2 separate regions of the Homo sapiens genome follow, and region 2 is linked to region 1. Evidence: chromatin loops called from intact Hi-C (ENCODE). Cell type or tissue: A673. All regions are shown on one strand. Links, peaks and the distances in the headings refer to the core of each region. The heading gives the core; the rest is flanking DNA.

Evidence for each region. Peaks named below come from ENCODE experiments on the same cell type or tissue, not always from the same donor. Only the 100,000 strongest peaks of a DNase experiment are listed, where the experiment ranks them.
Region 2: a loop joins it to region 1, with 2.4 times the contacts of the local background. A loop is called at or near these places in 2 of 110 quality-filtered maps.

The regions. Positions count from the first base shown.
Region 1 is chr1:184,148,450-184,156,788 of GRCh38, forward strand. LOC124904466 (a long non-coding RNA gene) reads right to left here and starts at 5,267. Exons shown (of 2, transcript XR_007066765.1): 1 at 4,592-5,267; 2 at 1,905-4,057. In A673, for the core only: no CTCF peak of the experiment used is centred there; DNase peaks (open chromatin) are centred at 2,542, 3,672 and 4,282; H3K4me3 peaks cover 1,877 bases; H3K27ac peaks cover 6,315 bases.
Region 2 is chr1:184,374,713-184,383,051 of GRCh38, forward strand. No RefSeq gene overlaps it. Among named protein-coding and RNA genes, the nearest start is that of C1orf21-DT, 7.8 kb to the right of the region's middle. RefSeq lists an enhancer at 6,658-7,374. In A673, for the core only: a CTCF peak has its summit at 4,821 (motif pointing right); no DNase peak of the experiment used is centred there.

The sequences.
Region 1 (8,339 bases), core at 14-8,013:
AAAGTAGAGAAAAGCAATAGGGGGTCAGGTTTCTGTGAGTCAGGAGGTTCAACTGGGAGAAAGCTGGGGAAACAGAGTCTGTTCTCGATAGTACAGGCTGCTTTGCACTCTTCCAAGATCTTCTGTGATAGCCTCACTTCTGGAATGTTTCCAGGAATCGGCTCATGTAGGCCCTCCTCTGGAAAATGGCAGCATTTCTAATAAGCCTTTCTCCTTCTACACACGGGAAAGAATCCAGCAGCCTTGTCCTAAACCAAGAACATATCTTGCCTGTTAGAGGTCTAGTGGATCCCTAGATTAGACTTACATTATTTTTATTTATTAACAGGTTATTTAAATTTGTACAGTATAAAACCAGGTATTAGCTCATTTTACTTTAGTGTTTATATACAACTAACATATTTATGTTTTAAATACCAAAAAGTCACAAAACCGGTAAAATTGTAATTAATAACATTCATGAAAGGTGACCTAATATTGTTTTTGTAAAATGAAATCTCTACCACATGTAGTGTGGTACTGACTCTCCAAGCCCATGCGCTTTTGAAATTAGCCCGTTCATATTACCGTGTACCTGATGCAAACATCTTCTCTGATCTCTCAATTTCTCTCTATTCAAACGACTTCTAAACCTTCCTTTGTATAAAATGGACCCTGCTGTGCAAACGCATTTTTGTGTTAAGTCCACCTTTTTCATTCCTCACTAGCTTTGAAAATAAATAGCTTTACTTAGCATTAATTTATTACACATTGTGTTATACATGTAAATACATAGAGGCTTAAATCATGCAGTGCCTGGATTATAAATTGGACATTCAGATAACTTAGAATATGTAAACTTGTAAGTACATATATGTTATATTTATATGTATGGATATACAGTTGACCCTTGAACAACTTGGGTGTTACGGGCACCAACCCACATGCAGTGGAAAATCTGCCTATAACTTTTGATTCCCCCAGATCTTAACGACTAATAGACTACTGTTGACCAAAAGCCTTACTGATAACATAAACAGCCAATAAACACATATTTTGTAAGTTGTATATATTATATACTGTATTCTTACAATAAAGTAAGCTAGAGAAAAGAAGATGTTTATAAGAAAATCATAAAGAAGAGAAAATATATTTACTATTCATTGAGTAGAAGTGGATCATCATAAAGGTCTTCATCCTTGTCATCTTCTAACTGAGTAGGCTGAGGAAGAGAAGGAAAGGAGGGGTTGGTCTTGCTGTCTGAGGGGTGGTCGAGGCAGAAGAAAATATATATATAAATAAATCTGCACAGTTCAAATCCATGTGGTTCAAGGGTCAACTGTGTATGCATCTATGTAGATGAGATAATCATCAAAGTCTAGTTTTAAAATGAAAAATTACATCATTCTTTTAGAAAACTCCTGGAACCTTGAGGAACACTGCTTTAGGCATACCCTGGTCTAGAATGCCACCTGTCTATACAGTTCTCCCTCAGTATCTGAAGTGGATCAGCTCCAGGACCCCCACAGATGCCAAATTCCACAGATGCTCAAGTCCCTTACATAAAATGGCATAGTATTTGCATATAACCTACACATATCTTCTTGTATACTTCAAATAATCTCTAGATTACTTATAATCCCTAATAGAATGTAAATGCTATGCAAATAGTTGTTATACTGCATTATTTTTAGTTGTACCTTTTTCTATTGTTGTATTGCTATTTAAATGTTTTCAAATATTTTCCAATTTTCCAAGATTGGCTGAATCTGCACATGTGGAAACAGCACAGGCAAAGGCTGACAGTATGCAGCTTTATTTCTCTTTCTGTCATGCCCATGCATTCAGTCAAAAATTAAAATTATTTCTCTTTACCTCTCCACTTGCATATTCAACCATTATACATAGTTGTTCATCTATTTTAGAACAACCAGCCACATTTATTGCATGCCTATCATACCTACATCTTGATTTCACAAGAACACTGCAAAATAGTATTATTAATATTAATATGTTATGGTTTACATTTTAAAAATGAGAAATCTGGAGATCAGCGTGTTCAGGGGACTTGCCCAAGAACACGCTCATGTCAAAGGCTGGGCTTTGACTCAATTCTGTCTGATCTTAGATCCCATAATTGTGCCCTTTGCTATAGCCCCAAGGTACTGAAAGGTGCATCGCACATAGTGGGTGCTCAATAAACATTTTTTGAATGAATATGAGAACAATGAACTGTTTCCATTCCATCAGTCTGCCTGTACTCCCAGCCTGTTGGCACTGTTTCCTCTCTAGGCATGCAAAGCCTAGGGGAGTACAAACTAAGGTTTGACTCACCCTGGTATCCCACAGCATGCCTGGCCACATAGTAGGTTCTCAAATACTCATTAATTTGAATTGACTTGAACTCCTCCCAAGACCCCGCTTGGAAACTTTTTTGAAGGTTAATTTAGAATGAGAAAAGAGAACTTGAGGAAGAGAGTGTGCTAGTGATGATACAAGCCCCCAGCTAGCCTTGGTAACTGGAATGGGAAGCATTGGCCACCTCCTCCTGAGACTGGGCTCCAAGCCCTGCTTGGTAATGCAGGCAAAAGCATGTGATTCAGACAGCAGCAAAGCCACAGAACGGCACGCCAAGTTCAAAGTCATTGAAGCAAGTAGTGTAAGTGACAAAATTTAAAAGACAGAGACCTCTGTAGAAGAAGCCAGGGTACCCAGAATTGACAGCATTGAAAGCTGGGCTTAGGTGGAAATGACAAGAATCTCTGCCCTACCCCTAGCAGGAGGTCCTCGGTGAGTAGCTTATAAAATGCCCTTCTAAGTCCCTAAAGGAGCCCACTGCTGGATCAGCCAAGGCTGGGAAGGTCCTCGTGATCATGATTGAGGTTCTCACAGTCTTCCTGCCAAGGCTGCTCTTCGGGGCAGACAAAATGTACCGGGAGCTCCGCGGGTCATTTGTGTTTACATTTTTTCCCTCTTTACTGCTCTTGATGTTCACTCTTCCAAAATTATCAAGCTCTCACTCTAGCCTAGTTCAACAGAAACATTTCTCTACTTCCAGACTGTTTAGAGCTTCCTCTCCAGCCAGCAAAAGGCCCAGCCCATTACTGGTGCACAGGGGCACTGACCAGCAGCAGCTTGGCTTGTCCTGTTTGACGGGGCTTGGCCTCATTGCCCTTCTGAAGGAGGCCCAAATGCCCATGTCTATTCCATCCCCAGATGCCAGCGAAATTGCAAGGTGTTTTCAGTGACAGGGCACCTTGCAAAAGTGGGAGCATCTTTGCATACATCACCTGAAATGGGGTCAAGGAAGAAAAGATTCATGCAAGACCCATCAGGGACAGACACTGGTACCCAGTGGATATCAGCTCATAGCAATTCTGTGTGCACTTTGCAGATCAGGAAACTGAGGTTCTCCTGAGACACAGAGTTGAAAATCAGGGGGTCAGTTCCCCAAGGTCCCAGCTTCCTCATCCTTTACACTCAAATACATTGCAAGGGCATCTCTCTCACTGACCCCACCTCTCAGAAGGGAATTTGTTCTCTCCTTTTTCCTCCTCCCTCAACCACTGATTCAGGAAGAAACTAATAAACTCATGATTTGTAAAGTTTTGTTCCTCAGCTCTTCTCAGATACGCTTCAGTTGAAAACACAGTGTTCATTCATTCCAGATTTCCCAAGACACTTCCAATTTCATGCAATGTTATAATTGTAATAAATTCATTTACTTCAATTTGTGACGAAGTATAATTTCATTTCATATCATTTTAAGGTATTGCATGTACACAAATTCAGAAACTGGAAAGAATATGTTTTGTTAAATGCCATGCCCTGATTTTTGAATTGGAAAATATAAAATGTGTTCCATCTCTGCTGTGCATGCACATAGCATAACATGATCACAGGAAATTCTTCACCTTAGTTCTTCTTTGGTCTGGCTTTTTTTTTTTTTTTTTTTTGAGAGGAGGTTCTCTGTTCCAGGCATAGGGAGAACTGTTGTATATCCCTCATTGCAGGCACAGCCCCGGAATCTTCCAGCCCTTTCGCCAAACAGATTCTTCACCATGTGGTCTCAGTTTCCCTGCCCGAAAAAGTCAAGATATGTTTCTCAATCTTGTAGCAACAGCTGCTCCCACCCCAAGGATTCCCCTACTCAAACCCGAGTGAAGAATGAAGCTGGTTTCTGTTTTAGGAACCAAACAAAGTCCTGCCCCTCCTCAGGGGCCCCCCTTTGGACTGGCTCCCTTCCCTCTGTTTGGATAGCCCACTCTTTCCAAACCACTGAGTCATTTCCTCTCCGGGACTTTCTCATTAAAATCTTCCTGTTTGCTATAGTTCTGGAGCCCCTCTCTGAGTTACCGTTTCCTTCCTCATCCCCACTGAGCTGATTAATTAATAGCCCAGCACCGCCCTGCAATCTCTCCCACTGCGGCGTTCCTTCCCACTCTCATGTCGGCTGGAATCTCTACACTTCGTACACATTTGTACAAAGCCTCGGAGTTCCTAAAGCTGTGAGGGGAATGGAGGATACCACTCCTCTCCGGCAAGGTATTGCTTGAAAGATAAATTGGGAAGATGAGTGCCTAGAAACGGGCAGCAGAGAAAAAAAACCTACCAACAGCTTGTCCCAGAGCCGCCAGGCACAGCAAGTGCAGCAGTTGGGATACAGGCTCTAATTAATGCGCTAGGAGCTGCTCGACCCTGAGCAGCCCCTTCCTCTCCCAGAAGACAGCTGCGGTCTCCTCGAAGCCCCGGTTTGGAGGGTTGTGTGCACATCTGAGACCTGCTGACCCTGACAACAGGCAACAGATTGCAGCACCAAGGCAGAACTCCATGGGACAGAAAGACAGAAGACACCGGGGCTCTTTCGTTCAGTGACGGCGTGAAGAGGACTGTCACAGTCAACATGGCACCTTCATTCTTCTATTGGGCTTTTTTTTTTTTTTGGCGGGGTCGGGGAGGCAGTTCTCTGTTCCCGGCACACAGAGAACTGTTGTATCTTTCTCATTGCAGGCACAGCTCCAGAATATTCCAGCCCCTTCTCTAAATAGATTCTTGATCAAATGAAACATCCTGGGCTGAACTGAGGGCAGTGCCATTTTTGCCCAGTGGGTATTTGGTAAATGTTCATGGAAGCAAGTCAAACTGAAGTTCAAAAAGTACATGATTTGCATTCGTTGAAGTACAAAAAAAGGTACATAACAATAGAGATGGACTGCAAACTCATCCACTGACTCAACACCTTCCATTATCTATTCATGTTATCCCATTGCTTCTCATTGTGAAAAGCCCCCGGGAGATAGTTTGGGGGTGACGGGTCATTGGCTGTCCCTTAAATCCCATCATGTTGGCAATCCCCTTCCCCAGTAACGTATGAGGTTCACATGATCTCAGAGCTGCACGTATGGCTCTACAGTAATCCCCATAGCAGCACATTCCACTTGGAAAAGTTGCTTTCAAAGTGTACTTATAATTGCTAATCATCACTGTAGTCTGGCAGCTTCCATGGAAGCGTGACTGGCATGTTCTGGGGCTGGCCCCTTGCCCTCTGATTCACAGGACACCTGTCTCAGTCCTCCCCAAACCCCATCCTGCTTCCTCTGCTCTCCACCTCATTCCCACCTCTGCACAAGCCTGGATCCTGTGGCACAAGTGATCCTTCCTTCTCCTCCTAGATTTCCAAATCTCTCCATTCCCTGGGACTTACTGCAAATTGCTAAACTCTTCTCCATTTCCAAATAACTTGTTCCTCCTCGTGCTTCCCAGGGTCCTCCTTTTCATTTCCTCCCAGGGGGTACCACTCATAGCATATCCTGGTAGTGATCCAGGGGTTTTCATTCACAAAGAATACAACCTGAATGGCGACGGCTCTCCTTGTGAAAAGATGGGCACACCTGCCCCCTCCACAACAACCTGTGTCTCTCCTTCCCTCCATTACCAACTTCTTACAAGAGCAGCCTGTAGTTCCTCACCCCTCCCTGGGTAAAAGTCTTCATGCATTTCCCACTGTGAGGTCAGAGGCCTAGTGTTAATTAACCCTCATCCTGCCTACCTGTCTGCAGCGTTTGGGACCTGATCATTCCTGTTTCTGGGAACACTCTCCTCCTCTGGCTTTCCTGCTTCTTCTGTTCCCTCATGGCTCCTCCTCAGTCTCTGACCAGCTCTCCTTCCAGTCTTCTCTCTGAAATCTTGATGTTGCTAAAAGCTGTTTCCTCAGCCACCTTCTTGTTTTTCACATGCTCTTCCCTGGGCAACGTCATTTACTCCCTTGGCTTTGATTAAACTTACACACTTAAACTGATAACCTTTCTGCTTACTAAATTAAAAACCTCTTATAATTACAAAGCAGCCCATGTATAGATAAACAAAAATAAGAAAATAAAAATACACTATTCCCACCATCCAGAGCATACCACTGTTAATATCCTATTGTACATCCTTCCAAAATTTTTAGGCATGCATATATATGCAGACATATCTTTTTTTTACAAACTGAGAAAAATACCGTTTTATGAATTGTTACATACTGTTTTTATAAAACTTTCCATGTCAATATATGTCACTATATTTTACCTAATATCCAGTCTATATCTGATGATCTAAATCATTCCCGAAACGTCTTTTGTAGTTCGTTTGTCCAATCAGGAACCAATTCAGGCCTACACATTGCATGGATATTTCTTAAGCCCTTTTCCAAGCATAAACATGACATTAGGCTTGTTAAATGAATTTGGCCATTTAGCCTAAGGAACAACCCATTTTCTGGATTTGACAAGCTGCTTTCTTGTGGGTTCATTTAGCTTGTTTCTCTGACCTTCTTATTTCTTATAAACTGAAAGTCAAATGTGGCCAGGCGTGGTGGCTCTTGCCTGTAATCCCAGCACTTTAGGGAGCTGAGGCAGGAGGATCACTTGAGCCCAGGAGATCGAGACCAGCCTGGTCAATATAGTGAGACCTCATCTCTTAAACAACAAAACAAAAGAGAAAGTAAAAGGCAAAAGCATGGTGGATTCAATTTAAACCTTGTTAGCTAGATTATATCATAGGAGATATGTACTTCTTATTGTATTTTGTCATGATATATATATTTTCTGGTTCGCCCACTGTTAGAGATTCTAGTAGTGACCAGTGAATTAAGGCAAACAACAATTTTCTTCTTCCAAGAAACATTATGTTTTCCCTCCTGTGACTACAAGGTAATCTGTGTGGTGTTATCTGGGCAATGCACAAATGTTCAGTTCCCCCTCAACAATGTGCTAATGCTTTAATACCAGTTTATACTTGTTGCTGAAGTCAATACTTTTAATAAGGCATTTGTAACCACCCACTGGGTTCATTTTTCATGGTGCCCAGATAGAGCCAATTTATCAAGATAGGGGAATTGCAATAGAAAAAGAGTTAAATACACTTCAAGCTTGCTAAATGGAAGACTGCAGTTTTATTATTACTCAAATCAGCCAGCCCAAAAATTCAGAGGCTAGAGGTTTTTAAAGATATTTTGGTGAACAAGGGGCTAGGGAATGGGGAATGCTGGTTGGTTGGGTTGAGGATGAAATTATAGGGAGTTGAAGCTGTCTTCTTGCACTGAGTCAATTCCTGGGTAGAGGCCACAGGACCAGATCTGCCAGTTTACCAGTCTGGGTGGTGCCAGCTTATCCATCAGAATTCAGGGTCTGAAAAATATCTCAAGCACCAATCTTAGGTTCTACAATATTATCTATAGGATACAACATTATCTATAGGAGAGCAACTGGGGAGGTTAGGAATCTTGTGGCCTCTGGCTGCATGGCTTCTAAACCATAATTTCTAATCTTGTGATTAATTTGTTAGTCCCACAAAGGCTGTCTTGTCCCCAGGCAAGAAGGAGGTTTGTTTTGGGAAAGGGCTGTTGTCATCTTTTTAGTTTTAATAGTTCTAAACTATAAACTAAATGCCTCCCAAAGTTAGTTTTGCCTATGCCCAGGAATGAACAAGGGCAGCTTGAAGGTTAAAGGCAAGATGGAGTTGGTTAGGTCCCTTTCAATGTCATCAATTTCTCACTGTTAGAATTTTTCCAAAGGTGGTTTCAGTTTAGAGCAATTTTCAGCCAGAGTTTCTGGTTTAAGAATATTTTTATAAAAGAGCTATTTACTCAGGTATGGGCAGGGCTAAGGCAACCATCTAGGGATCATGAAGTTCCCAGGGGCTAGTGTCAGTGGGCGGCTATCGCCAGCCCTCATCTGAGGGGGCAGGAGAAAGGAATGTTCCTCCTGGTGCCTGGGGCTAGCTACAACCCTGGGACAGGAGCTGCCCAACAGAAGCTGTGGCTGTTAACAGAGGAATTCAGTTATAACCCAAATCATGACCAGGCAGGGCACTTTAAT
Region 2 (8,339 bases), core at 148-8,147, 230 kb after region 1:
AAGGCTAATAATTGCTAGGACAAAGGATGTACAACTTCTAATTTTGAACATAGTGATAAATTACTTTATCAGTGGGGTAAGAGTGCCTCTTTTTCTAAACCTTCCACAACTCTAGAGAACTACTTTAAAAAAATCTTTGTCAATTGAATAGACAGAAAATGGCCTCATATTTTCAGTGTATTTCCTTTTATTACTAGTAACATTGAACTTTTCATTTATTTTATTAATAATTTATATTTCCTCTTTTGTAAATTATTTCTTCATATCCTTGATTGACCAGTTTTCTATTGAATTGCTGTTTTTTTCTGGACTTATAGGACTCTTTCTGTTTGTTTGTTTTGAGACAGAGTCTCACTCTGTCACCCAGGCTGGAGTGCAGTGGCGTGATCTCAGCCCATCGCAACTTCTGCCTCTAGGGCTCAAGTGATTCTTGTGCCTCAGCTACCACAGTAGCTGGGACTACAGGTGTGCACCACCATGCCCAGCTACTTTTTCTATTTTTAGTAGAGACAGGGTTTCACCATGTTGCCCAGGCTGCTCTCGAACTCCTGGCCTCAAGATATCCTCTCACCTCAGCCTCCCAAAGTGCTGGGATTACAGGCGTGAGCCACTACGCCCGGCCTAGGACTCTTTACATATTAAGTGAACTAATCATTTATCTATCAAATATATTACGAATGTCAGTCCAGTGGGTCATTTATTTTCCATTTTTGTTTATTATGTTTTTCTGACATATAATTGTTTTATGTATGCAAAACTAGCAATCTTTTCATTTATGGTTTCTGCTTAGGTAAGCCTTGCCTATTTCAAGATTATATACAAATTTCCTTATGTTTTTTCTTCTACTGAAAGGAAAACAAAAGTGGATTTACTTTTCATATTCAATATGTTATCCATCTGGAATTTATTTTTATATATTAGTGAAGGTAGGCAGCTAATTTTCTTATTTTACAAAATATTGCCAGTTGTTCCCAACACTATGGCATAATCTATCCTTTCCTATTTATTTGAATTTTCATCTTGCACAAGGATAATGTTTTAAAAATTGCTGTGGGTTTTAAAAATCCTTTTGTTATTCATTTCCAGTTTTATTGCAATGTAATCAGAGAACATGGCCTAGATATTTGTCTACTTTGGAAAATATATGGACATTGCTCTTTTGCTAAGTATAGTGGGTCTCAGTCACGGTGAACTGTTATGTTATGTGGTATGTTGCAAAGTAAAGTTTGACTATTTTAAAATATTTAAACTTGTGAATGGTGTACATTTTTATAAATTAGGATTTTGGCTTTTTTTTTTTTTTTTTTTGTCTGAGACAGAGTTTCACTCTTGTTGTCCAGACTGGAGTGCGATGGCACAATCTCGGTTCACTCAACCTACACCTCTGGGGTTAAGCGATTCTCCTGCCTCAGCCTCCCAAGTAACTGGGATTACAGGCATGCACCATGAGGCCTGGCTAATTTTTGTATTTTTGGTAGAGACTGGGTTTCACCACGTTAGGCAGGCTGGTCTCAAACTCCTAACCTTAGGTGACCCACTTGCCTCGACCTCCCAAAGTGCTGGGATTACAGGTGTGAGCCACTGCACCCAGCCAAATTAGGGTATTTTTGATGTCTCCCCAATAATAATATAATCCTTACTCACCAGCATTACAGTTCTTTCTAGTGGGACAGACTGGTGGGAGCTGTATGGAATCACAGCATGGAGTAACAGAAGTGCTGGGTGGTGGCTGCCAAGGTTCCTATGCGTTGGTGTCCATGAGGCCTGGCCATTGTGGTTTCTGTTTTTGAATTTCAAGAAGGACCCTGCTTCCCGTGATGCTGCAGAGAGTAATTACGGTAATTCTTTCTGGTCCCTCTGACTCAAGCCAGTATGATTAAGCCTCTATTCCTCACAATTAAAAAAAAAAAGCCTAATTGAAACACCATGTACATTCTTTAGGGCTGAAAGAGGGTCCAGTTCATATCAGATAAGCTCAAACATGGGTCTCTAAGGAGGCAAGCAGCCCTAGCCGACCGGGAGACCTCTACTGAGTAGCAGCTCCAAGGAGATGTTGCATAGCTGGACCAGGCCTTCTCCCCCAGGAGTTCTCCCATGGTGACAGGGCCTGGCACTGCCTTGGGATCTGAATTCTGAGCTTTGCTGTCTGGTACACTTCCAAACGGATTTAGTAAGTACCTATTCCCCCCTCCCTGGTTATAGTAGCTCCAGCCCCTCTAGCCACAGTTACAGGAAGATTCTGCTGCAAACCTCCTTCTCTGGCTCTTTGGGTCTTTCTTTTGCATTTGGTGAATTGAGAGTTTTCCTTCTTTTCTTTCAAATGCATTGCACTTCATTGAAAGAGAGTATCTAATACATATTTTGTGGATTGCTTTGGAATGTGGTAGCACCTCAATTGAGTTTCTAGGATGGTCACAAATGTCCCCCTATTGTTTTAATTCCTTTAAGAGTGGATTTTGAGGGAACATGGGCGAGTTAAGCCTTTGTGTTCCAATTACCATCATGAGTTGAAGATTACTTTTCCTGGTCTAATTCCTTTTTTCTCATTTTAAACTAAAAAGTTTTCAGTTTAAAATAATACCTCTTTATTGAATCTGCCCAAGTAATTAAGGGAAGAAAAGTACAATGAATAGGCATCAGTTGGTAGAAATACTAGGACATTTTTAATAGCTGAAATGAAACATATTAAATATAATTACAGCCTGAGCAACATAACAAGACCCCCATCTCTACAAAAATATTTTTAAAAAACTTAGTTGGCTGTGGTGGCATGCGCCTGTAGTTCTAGCTACTCAGGAGGCTGAAGTGGAAGGATTGCTTAAGCCCAGGAGTTTGAGGCTGCAATGAGCCATGATTGCACCACTGCACCCCAGCCTGGGCAACAGAGTGAGACCCCGACTCAAAAAAAAAAAACCAACCAAACAAACAAACAAACAATAAAAACATACAACGGATAATCTCAGAATGGTATGCAACATATTCTTTGAATTTTGCTCAATTTTTTTCTTTGTACCTTCTTTATTCTCTCTCTTCTCCCTTGTAGTCATTTCATGTCAGGATACCTAATGGGTGATATTAGGAGTAAATAACTCATTCAATAAACACATTTGGAGCCCCACAATTTGTAAAACTTTGAGCAAAGAATTGTAGGACATGCAAAGGGTAACTGAGTACTGGCTGTAGCAACTGCCATCGTAAAATTGTAAACTTCCACAGGACAGCACATTAAAAAAATGCTCAACATGATTCGTTATTAGGGAAATGTATTTGAAAACTATAAAGAGCTACCATTTCACATCCACTAGGATAGCTGGAATAAAAAAGTCAGGCCAGGCACAGAGGCTCACGCCTGTAATCCCAGCACTTTGGGAGGCCGAGGCGGGCAGATCACCTGAGGTCGGTGGTTCGGGACCAGCCTGGCCAACATGGTGAAACTCCATCTCTACTAAAAATACAAAAATTAGCCTGGCAGGGTGGCATGCCCTATAGTCCCAGCTACTCGGGAGGCTGAGAATTGCCTGAACCTGGGAGGCAGAAGTTGTAGTGAGCGAAGATCATGCCACTGCACTCCAGCCTGGGTGACAGAGTGAAACTCGGTCTCAAAAAAAAAAAAAAAAAAAGTCAGGCAATAAAATTGTGAGGATGCAGAGAAATGGGAGCTATTCTATGCTTTGGAGTGATAGGAATGTCCCAAAATTAGATGGTGGTGATGGTTGCACAGTCATGTAAGTATATTAAACACCACTGAATTGTGTAATTTACAAAATACATATCTGCTGTGTATTAGTCAGAATTATAATGAATAAACCAAATTTCTGAGGTTTTCAAAAAACCTCGAAACTTTAACAAGAGATGAAGAGGGGAAGAGCTCCATTCTAACAAGGGAAATTTTGGAAAGCTTCTCAGAACAAACAGCATTTAAGCCAGATCTCAAGGAACAAGGGTTAACATGATAGCCATTTACAAAACACCTGTATCTGTTCTGTAAGTGTGCAGAGTACCAGGTCTTTATTTCAAATTCTCCGTCTACATAATATGTTCTCTTTGTTGCAGATGAAGACCATCAGAGAGGTCAAGGTGGCTTGCCCATGGCCAGAGAGCTAATGAGTGTCAGGGAAAGAGTGAGATTGGCTGAGAGGCAGCTCCTGAATTGTGTAGGGGTTTGAGTAGTCTACGCAGAGGGAAGGATAAGTGCAAGGGTGAAGGGGTAGAAAACAGCAGAATATGGATGGGAACCAGCAAGGCAGCCAGGTGATTGGGCTATTTGTCCAGTTAGTGTTTGGAACCAGGGATCTGTCTGAAAAAGTAGGCAGGAGCCAATTTATGGAAGGTTTTGCATGCATGATGGAAAAGTTTAGGCTTCATTTTAAACTCTTCCAGGAGCTGGGACTTTTAAGCTGGAACAGATCTATGCTTTAGAGACAGGGCTTTAGCAGCAAGGATGATGCACAACCACAGAGCCTAATGTCAAGACAACTGGTTAAGAATCCAGGATAGAGAGACTGAGGTCTGGGCTAGGGTTGCAGAGCTAAACAAGGAGGAAAGGAGGAAGCTGATAAAACCATCATTTCAAATTGGTGCAAGCATTTTAAGTGTTTACATTCCTTTCCATTAACATTTGGCACTGCGAATAAGGTGAAATGACGTTCTTCATCAACAGCGTTATTTTGGACCAAGGACTGATTTAATTAAACTGAGTGCTGATGCATGGAAATACTATCCTGTCCTAAACCTTCTAGCCCTCTTTGCTCTGTTATAGGCTCCTACCTCATGAGGTTAATAGTCTTCTGGCTAGGAGAAGCGAGGGGGAGCTTCTGTTAGCCAGTAGGTGGCATGGTCTGAGAACGTTAATCCCCTTTTCCTTGTCCTGGCCCCTCACATGTCATAAAGACTACACCCACGCAGGAGAAGGTGAAAAGTATACTGCAGATATCTATCATTCAGCAGATTCCAGGAGATAAATTGTTCACTTCTATACCCAGAGTCACAAAGGTTTAGAGGCCACCATCAGTTTGGGGTAGTGGTTTAGTACCAGGCTTAAGAGCAAATCCCAGCTCTGCCACTTATAGCTGGGCACCCTTGGCTTTGCTCTACTTACTTAACCTTGCTGTTCCTTGGATTTCATATCTGGAAAATAGAGATAATAATAATAACATCTTCATAGCACTGTTGGGAGGCTTAAATCAGTTTAAACAGGCAGTAAAGATTAGAAAACTGCTTAATACACTAATGTCCAAAAACTATTTGAAATTCTTCTTTTGGGGCTTTCCAATCCCTTCCTTTCTCCTTTTTATAATACAATCTTGAAATAATAGTTTGCTTATATCTCTATGGTAGCAATATTTTCCATTCACTCTTAAGATAACTTGATTCTCAACAATTGCATCTGAAATCAGACCATAGTATCAGAACCAGTATAGCTTTTGAAAACTAGTGTAATCCATGCTAAAGACTTACTAGCTGCTTTAAGGGTTCTTGCTTCATTATGATGAAGAAAACTGCAACTTTACTCCCTGTGTTTATCTATCTATCTATTTATCTATTTATTTATTATTTGAGATGGAGTCTCACTCTGTTGCCCGGGCTCTAATGCAGTGGCTCGAACATGGCTCACTGTAGTCTTGACCTCCAAGGCTCAAACAATCCTCCAACTCAGCCTCCCAAGTAGCTAGGACTACAGGTAGGTGCATGCCACCACACCTGGCTAATTTTTAAATTTTTTATAGAGATGAAGTCTCCCTATATTGCTCAGGCTGATCTTAAACTCCTGAGCTCAAGCAATCCATCCACCTCAGCCTCCCAAAGTGCTGAGATTACAGGCGTGAGCCACCACACCCAGCCTGTGTTTATCTTTTCAATACTGTTTCACTTTCTGAAAAGGATGGGGGAAGGAGAGGACATTTTCAAAGAGGTAAAGCTGAGAAAGAGATGAAAAATAATGTGGTTTTGTTTTTTTGTTTCTTCTCACTCTCTATTTCCTTTTAGCCACATCCTTCTTGCTGTGTCATGGTTGCTGAAATTTCTGGATGTCAATATTTGCTTTCTATCTCCACTAAGAGGAATGCACATAGTAACTTAATTGATTGATCCATCAACTTCCAAAGGTATATTGAGCCTGAGCCCTGTGAGAACAACAAGGTCTCCTGTTTTCATAGAGCTTATAGTTGATTGGAGAGACAGGGCCAGTGTGTGAAATAACAATACTATTAGCATGTATAAGCTGGCAGCGGAATAATACTCTAAGCAGGTATCAGTAAGGGCCGGATGACTTGAGCGTCTGGGGATTCATCAGTTATACCCACAGTGGTGGGGCTGTCAAGTAGCCTGGGAGAAAAGAGCTCTACACTGGAATGCTAACTTCAATATCTGGGTGAAACAAAGGCCAGAAAGCAAAAATGGGGGGAAGCCGGCAACCTTGAGAGGCTCTGCTGACCGCTTAATAGTATCTGGATTTACCTTCCCTCTGCCTCATTTTGAGTCTTACTCTGGTGATGGGCTCTTACACTCCTTACTTCAAGGGAAAATGTTCCATGTTCTCATCTTCTATCTACCCAACTCTTGAAAACGACATAAAAGAGAATACAGGCCAGGCGCAGTGGCTCACGCCTGTAATCCCAGCACTGTCGGAGGCTGAGGCAAGAGGATCACAAGGTCAAGAGATCAAGACCTCCTGGCCAACATGGCGAAGCCCCATCTCTACTAAAAATAGAAAAAGGAGCTGGGTATGGTGGCGCATGCCTGTAGTCCCAGCTACTCAGGAGGCTGAGGCAGGAGAATTGCTTGAACCCAAGAGGCACAGGTTGCGGTGAGCCAAGATCGCGCCACTGCACTCCAGCCTGGTGACAGAGACTCCATCTCAAAACAAAACAAAACAAAACAAAACAAAACAAAAAACAAACCAAAAAAACCCCTAAGGAGAAAGCCAAGAAGAAAATAAACAGATAACAGATATAAACAAGAAAGTAAGAGCTATCTAAGGTCTGGAAAAGCTGGTTACTCAGAGTAATTCACACATCATTGAAAGACCAATTAGAACCATTAGCAAGTTGTTAGCACTGACTTTAAACTCTGCTCTGATTTAGCCTGGAACCATCCAGAAGGAGCTGCGTCACCATAAGTGGCACCATTATAAAATAAAAATGCATAGACAGCCCTCCATTCACAGCTGCTTATTGGGTCCTTTACTTGTGTGTGTGCTGTGGTATCCCCAAAGGAAGATTTTAAACACCCCCCACCACACACACACACACACACACACACACACACACACACACACACACACAAAATCAAGCCTGGTGGAGCTAATGTAAAAGATGTGGAAGATCCCTAACAGTGTAAGGCTGTAGAAGATCCTGGATACTTCAAAAGTTCAGAAACTCAGAAGCTGAGATCACTCACTTAGGAGTTAGGGTTTGAGCCTGGTCTTGAAAGACGAGTAAAACTGAGGCAGAAAAACAGAGGAGATTGAAGAGAAAACATACTTCTTAACAGTTAAGGCTGGGTGCAGTGGCTCACGCCTGTAATCCTAGCACTTTGGGAGGCTGAGATGGGCAGATCATGAGGTCAGGATATCAAGACCATCCTGGCTAACATGGTGAAACCCCGTCTCTACTTAAAAAATACAAAAAAATTAGCCTGGCATAGTGGCGGGCGTCTGTAGTCCCAGCTACTCGGGAGGCTGAGGCAGGAGAGTGGTGTGAACCCAGGAGGCGGAGGCTGCAGTGAGCCGAGATCGCGCCACTGCACTCCACCCTGGGCAACAGAGTGAGACTCTGTCTCAAAAATAAATAAATAAATAAATAAATAAATAAATAAATAAATACAGTTAAACACATGGGCTCTGGCATCTGACTAATGAAAATCAACTACTTTACCTTGCACTCATGACTTCACCCCTCCGTGCCTCTGTTTCCACATCTGCATGGGAATGATGATAATATTAGCATCTATCTGAGTGTGTTGTCAGGAAGATGAGTTAGTTTGTATTATGAATTACATGATGCCATGCTTGACATACAGCAGACAACCAGTGTTAGCTGTGATTGCATGGAGCAAATGGAAAGAAAGCACATTTCAGAGTAGTCTTCAGCTTAGGGTCACTTATTTTTGAATGTCTCTGCCAAAGCTACTTTTGAACTTGATTATTCAGAAAAATTAACTTTATGGGAAAACCTTTAAAAAATAAACCACATAAAATGAATTCATTTAGATTTAGATGAGAAGTTATAGGAGAGTGGTGTGTTGCTTTTACTATCTTTTAAACAATCATATATTTTCCTTGACAATCAATGATAAAGGGAACCTATTGTCTTGGTGGGTTCAGGCTGCTGTAACGAAAC